2 separate regions of the Homo sapiens genome follow, and region 1 is linked to region 2. The links are chromatin contacts, found by Hi-C in ENCODE. All regions are on one chromosome and are shown on one strand. The core of a region is the stretch at or near the end of the contact, and the rest is flanking DNA. Distances in the headings are between cores, read along the strand shown. Region 1 holds the start of SLC38A7 (solute carrier family 38 member 7). Region 2 holds the start of RBL2 (RB transcriptional corepressor like 2).

Region 1 (2,700 bases), core at 198-2,697, 5.3 Mb before region 2:
TCCTCCCCAGAACTTGACTCTGCTGGCATTCTGACCTCAGTCTTGACAGCTTCCAGGACGGTGAAAAATAAATCTCTGTCGTTTAAACCACCCAGTCTATGATACTCTGTTATAGCGGCCTTAACTGATTAAGACAGTATGATTCTATTTTTTTTTTTTTTTTTGAGACAGAGTCTCACTCTGTCTCCCAGGCTGGAGTGCAGTGGCACGATCTCTGCTCACCGCCACCTCCGCCCCCCGGGTTCAAGTGATTCTCCTGCCTCAGGCTCCCGAGTAGCTGGGACTACTGGCGTGCACCACCATGCCCAGCTAATTTTTGTATTTTTAATAGAGACAGGACTTCGCCATGTTGGCCAGGCTGGTCTCGAACTCCTGACCTCAAGTGATCAGCCCGCCTTGGCCTCCCAAAGTGCTGGGATTACAGGTGTGAGCCACCGCACTCAACCAGTATGATTCAATTTATATAAACTTTTTGGAGGCCAGGCACGGTGGCTCATGCCTGTAATCCCAGCACTTTGGGAGGCTGAGGTGGGTGGATCACTTGAGGTCAGGAGTTTGAGACCAACCTGGCCAACATGGCGAAACCCCATCTCTACTAAAAATACAAAAATTAGCTGGGAGTGGTGGTGCATGCCTGTAATCCCAGGTACTCGGGAGGCTGAGGCAGGAGAATCACATGAACCCGGGAGGCAGAGGTTGCAGTGAGCAAAGATCGTGCCACTGCACCCCAGCCGGGGAGACAGAGTGAGACTCTGTCTCAAAAAAAAAAAAAAAAAAAAAAAAAAAAAAGGTGTGATTTGGGTTTCTAAGGATTCCCAGTGTGTCCTCATCGGTGAGGACCTCTGATGCATGGAGAGGTAAGTGCAGTGGAGAGCATATCCACAAAACAGAGATGAGGCTATTGGGATGCTGGAGATTACGTGACAATTTATGAGTGACACACAGCCAAGAACAGAACCAGGACTGGATGCCCATTTCGTCATTCAACAAATATTTACTGAGCACCTACAATCCCTCAAAAACTGTTCTAGAGTCTAAACCGATGGGGTCGTAACCATGCCCCCAGCCCACTCCCTTGCAGGAAAGACCGTGGCTCCAGGTCCCCCACATTACTGATTAAAAAAAAACTCCAGTGCTCTGGCCATGGGCGTGAAGGCAAGGACAGAGACCGGGAGGATAATGAGGCCAAACAGCTTTGGCCCACCGCCACCGGGACTGGCAAAGAGGCCAGACCTCCTAATGCTCTTCCTTGGAGGAAGGAGCAGTGTTTGATTTGGTCAAGAGGCCAAGACTAAAAGTAAGAGGATAAACACGAGCTGGCTGGACGCGAGGCTGGCTCAGGGCAGTGCTGTCGGGCTGAGGATTCAGGGAGCTGGTGTTGTCCAAGCTTCACATTTGCGGAAACTACAACTCCCAGCGTGTCCCGCGGCCGCCCGAGCGGGCGTCATGTGATGCATGCTCACGTGTCTCCGCAGCCGGCTCGGGAAAGAATCCCCCAAGGTAGGTGGCCGGAGACAGGCTCTGGAGGGTGGAAGTGTTAGATCCCCGAGGTCTGTGGAGCCCCTCAGTCCCCGCCACCGCGGAAAAGCTCAGACCCTTTCCCTGCAGGGGTCCAGATCCTGGCGTCCTCGCCCCACGCCCGTCCCTCTGTTGCGCCAGCTCTGCCGCGCCTTTACCCAGCCAGAGGGTCTCCACCCAGTCCTAGGCCGGGATCGGGTCCCGGAGCTCCTCCCCAGGTTACCCCACAGTAGCCCACCCTTCTCGCTCCAGGCCTGGGAATCGCCCCGCCCCGGCCTCCTGGCCCGGGTGCGCCCTGGCTCACCTCACAAAGCCTCACCTCACAAAGCAGCCCACCCTTTCTATCTCAGGGCTCCAACCCCAGGCTGGACTGGGAGCACACTCCAGTTGGGATCTGAGGGGCCTACATCGCTGGCCTGAGCATGTGGGCATCAGGCTTCTATTCTGGCTCTGCCAGCTACCCACTGTGACCTTAGTCTAACCTCTCCCTCCTGGGCCTGTTTTCCTATCTGTCCTGAAGCTCCATTTCATGAGTAAGCGTGAGAGCCGCTCAGTTTCCTCCAGCTCTGCTGAAGCCAGCACAGAAGTAGCCCAAACTCTTCCCTCTGCTGACAGCAAATTTTAGGCAAAGTCTTGAGAAAGAAGAAATTGGGTCCAGAAAGGGAAGTGAGGAGAATCAGATCCCAGACCTTTGGGGAGAAGGAGCAACCGCCTCTGGCACAGCCCATCAGGGAGAAAGAGCAGGTAAGGTGCAACAATGAGCTGAGTAATTTGCCAGTGAGCAGTGGGGGTGCCGAGAGGTCTTAACCAAGGCAGAGAATCTGCAAGAGGTGGGACCCCCAGCTTCTGAGTTCCACGAGGACCCCAGCCTGCACTCTCATGTGGGTGGCAGGAGAGGCTGGAGGATGGTGCAGGACTCGGGCAGGGGTGCCCAAGGGAAACATTTTGGTTGGAGAGTCAGGAAGCCGCACCAAGCCTTGTGACCTTGGACGAATCACTCTGTAGACCTCTGTCTCTGTGACGTGAGCAGCGGGGAGGAGATGGTCACAGCTCTGGCAGTGGTCACTTTGCAGGGTTCTTTCTCTAGCTACACTGGAAGCCTGGGAGTCCCAAGACTCTGCCTTCGCTGCTCACTGCTTTGATTTTGCTGAGTTGCTGGTTGGGTGACAGGATGTGTAAGAG
Region 2 (2,700 bases), core at 68-2,567:
CTCATCAGTACACATAGCCAAAAACATCATATTTAAATAATACCTTGGTTAGGCTTTGCATCCTGGACCTATTTGCCCGACTCTTTCTACAAATTAATTATAAAACGACTTGAGAAATCAAATGGCCTCAGGTTTAAATGCCACACACACAGTCAAACAGCTGATAAACAATCCGTACTTCCGTGTCACTTCCCATTGGCCCATGAAGGGGAGGTGCATACAAAGCTGACACTCACTGGCTAGAATGGCCATTTTTCTCATCTGCAAGCCCTGTCCGAAGGCTGCGACCTAACACACCCGGATCGCAACAACAACAGGAGTCCTGTGCAATGCCCGGGGTGACCAAAAAGCCCTCGAGGTAGCCACAGTCCTGATCCTAGTGACAAATGGGGGCATGTGTCTACATCCGGGTCGGCGGAGGGCTCATTTCATCTGGCCTGGGGGGAAATGAGTATTAATTTGTTTACACAGACGTAAACACAGCCCAAAACGCATCAGCACGTTGACTCAAACGCCCGCAACGCCAGGGCAAAGGCAATTTGGTTAACAGGGGGAAGCGAACAGACGGAGACGCCTGGAGACCCAGGTGCCACAACCCGGTTAATCGCGGTGCAAATAAGGGCAAGTCCCCTCCCCTTGTCCGTGTGGTCTTGACAACGACACTAGTTCATTCTACTAACAAGGCGGGCGGGGGGTCAGATGGGCCACACACACCCATTTTCCTCAACGGGACCCCAGCGCGATCTCAGCCTTGCTGTGCTACTTTAGGGCAAGACGCGTTCCCCATTCGGAAGCCGCAGGAAAGCGCGGCGAGAGCGGGTTAGCCCTCGGAGCGGCTAAGAGCCTCGGAATAGCGCAGAGGAAGTCCCCACCCCTCTCGGGGCTGGGAGCCCGCAACCCGCCCGAGAGTCTCTCGAGGCGCGCGACGCGGCTCGGAAGGCACCGGTTCACGCCAACTAGGCCGGAAGCGCCCCTCCGCCCGCGAGCGCACCTCCAGCGTGTAGCTTTCGCTCATGCTGCGGTAGCTGTCCCAGGCCTCGGCCCGCGCCGCCTCGTCCATGTTGAGGCGGCTGCACAGCTCGTCGAACCGCTGCTGGATCTGAGGGGTGGGCGACTCGGCAGGCGGCGCGGCGTCTTCCGCCTCGCCGTCGTCCTCCTCCTCCTCATCCGAGGCTGCCGCCGCCGGAGGGGGAGGCGGGGGCGGTGGCGACTGGTCACCTCCCGACGGCATAGCGCACCCCTGGGCGGCCGGACCTCAGGTGAGGTGAGGGCCCGGGCCCGCAGCCATTCAAACGGCGAAGCGCCCGCCCGTCCGCCGCCCGCACCGCGCCTGCGCCGCCGCAAACGACGCTGACCGCCTGCAGGCACCCGTAGTCTTGAGCACGGGCTGCTGGGAAACGTAGTCCAGGCCGGCGGTTCAAGGGGGCCAAAAATCATGTTTAAAAAAATTAGCTCCCCTAGTTTCACCAGGGGTGAAATAAAAGCACCTTCCCCGCATTTTAAACACGTACCTCCCCACCGTGAGAACATTCAACAGGGCTGTACTGACGAGAAAATGTCCAAAAGACACTGACGTGTGAAGGTTTCGTATCCAGGCTGTTCCCAGAAGTAAAACTTCCTCATCGCCTGGATATCCTTATCTAAAAAATAGGGATAATAGCAAGGGCCTGTCTCTGTACGTTCACGAAACTGCCTTTGCAAAAATCCTAACAGTGAGAAAGTTATGACAGTGCAAGGGATCTGACCTAAATGACTCCACGCTTCTCACTTCCGAGCTGCCCTTGTTCATTCCTGGGCGAAGACCTAACTAACTACAGGAGGAATTTAATTTCTAATTTCACTTTGAAACAAAGATTGTAACAGTCCTTTCCAAAAACAAACCCCATTCTTGCCTGGGGATCAGTCTGCCTTTGTAGAACTAACAAATTAGCCACAAGATTAGAAATTATGATTTAGGAGGCTTGCAGCCAGAGGCTATAAGATTCCTGACCTCCCCAATTGCTCTCAGGGATAACATCACTATTGTAAAACCTAAGATTGGTGCTGGAGATACTTTTCAGACCGCGCATTCCGATGCACTAGCTGGCGCCACTCAGACCATAATCTGGCTCAACAAGTTCTGCAATTCCACTCAGTAACAGAAGACAGCAAGAGCCCACTTCAACCCCCTGTGATTTCACCTCCCACCTGACAAATTAGCATTCGCCAATCCCTGGCCCCCTACCCGCCAAGTCATTCTTTAAAAACCCCAGTCTCCGAATTTTCTGGTAGGCTGATTTGAATAACCAAACTCCTGTCTGCCGTTCAGCTGGCTCTGCGTGAATTAAACTTTTTTTTTTTTTTTGAGACAGAGTCTGGCTCTGTTGCCCAGGCTGGAGTGTAGTGGCACGATCTCGGCTCACTGCAACCTCCGCCTCCTGGGTTCAAGCGATTCTCCTGCCTCAGCCTCCTGAGTATCTGGGATTACAGGTGTGCGCCACCGCACCCAGCTAATTTTTGTATTTTCAGTACAGGCAGGGTTTCACCATGTTGGCCAGGCTGGTCTCGAACTCCTGACCTCAAGTGATCCACCCACCTCGGCCTCCCAAAGTTCTGGGATTACAGGCGTGAGCCACCGTGCCCAGCCAATTCATTTTATTTCCAATTCTCCTTTCTTTATTTTAATTTTTTAAATTGCCAATCCTTGATTTATAAATGGGC

What was found. Hi-C counts contacts between places; a loop is a spot of excess contacts on that map. Pooled maps may share reads with other maps.
Region 1: a loop to region 2 is called in a pooled map, with 3 times the contacts of the local background. The contact joins the promoter of SLC38A7 here to the promoter of RBL2 in region 2. A Hi-C loop is called at or near these places in 2 of 50 pooled maps.

The regions. Positions count from the first base shown.
Region 1 is chr16:58,683,517-58,686,216 of GRCh38, reverse strand. SLC38A7 (solute carrier family 38 member 7) reads left to right here and starts at 1,447. Exons shown (of 12, transcript NM_018231.3): 1 at 1,447-1,500; 2 at 2,039-2,262. RefSeq lists enhancers at 1,661-1,720, 1,231-2,075.
Region 2 is chr16:53,433,088-53,435,787 of GRCh38, reverse strand. RBL2 (RB transcriptional corepressor like 2) reads right to left here and starts at 1,317. Exons shown (of 22, transcript NM_005611.4): 1 at 992-1,317. The coding sequence starts at 1,231. RefSeq lists an enhancer at 323-432 and a silencer at 1,043-1,262.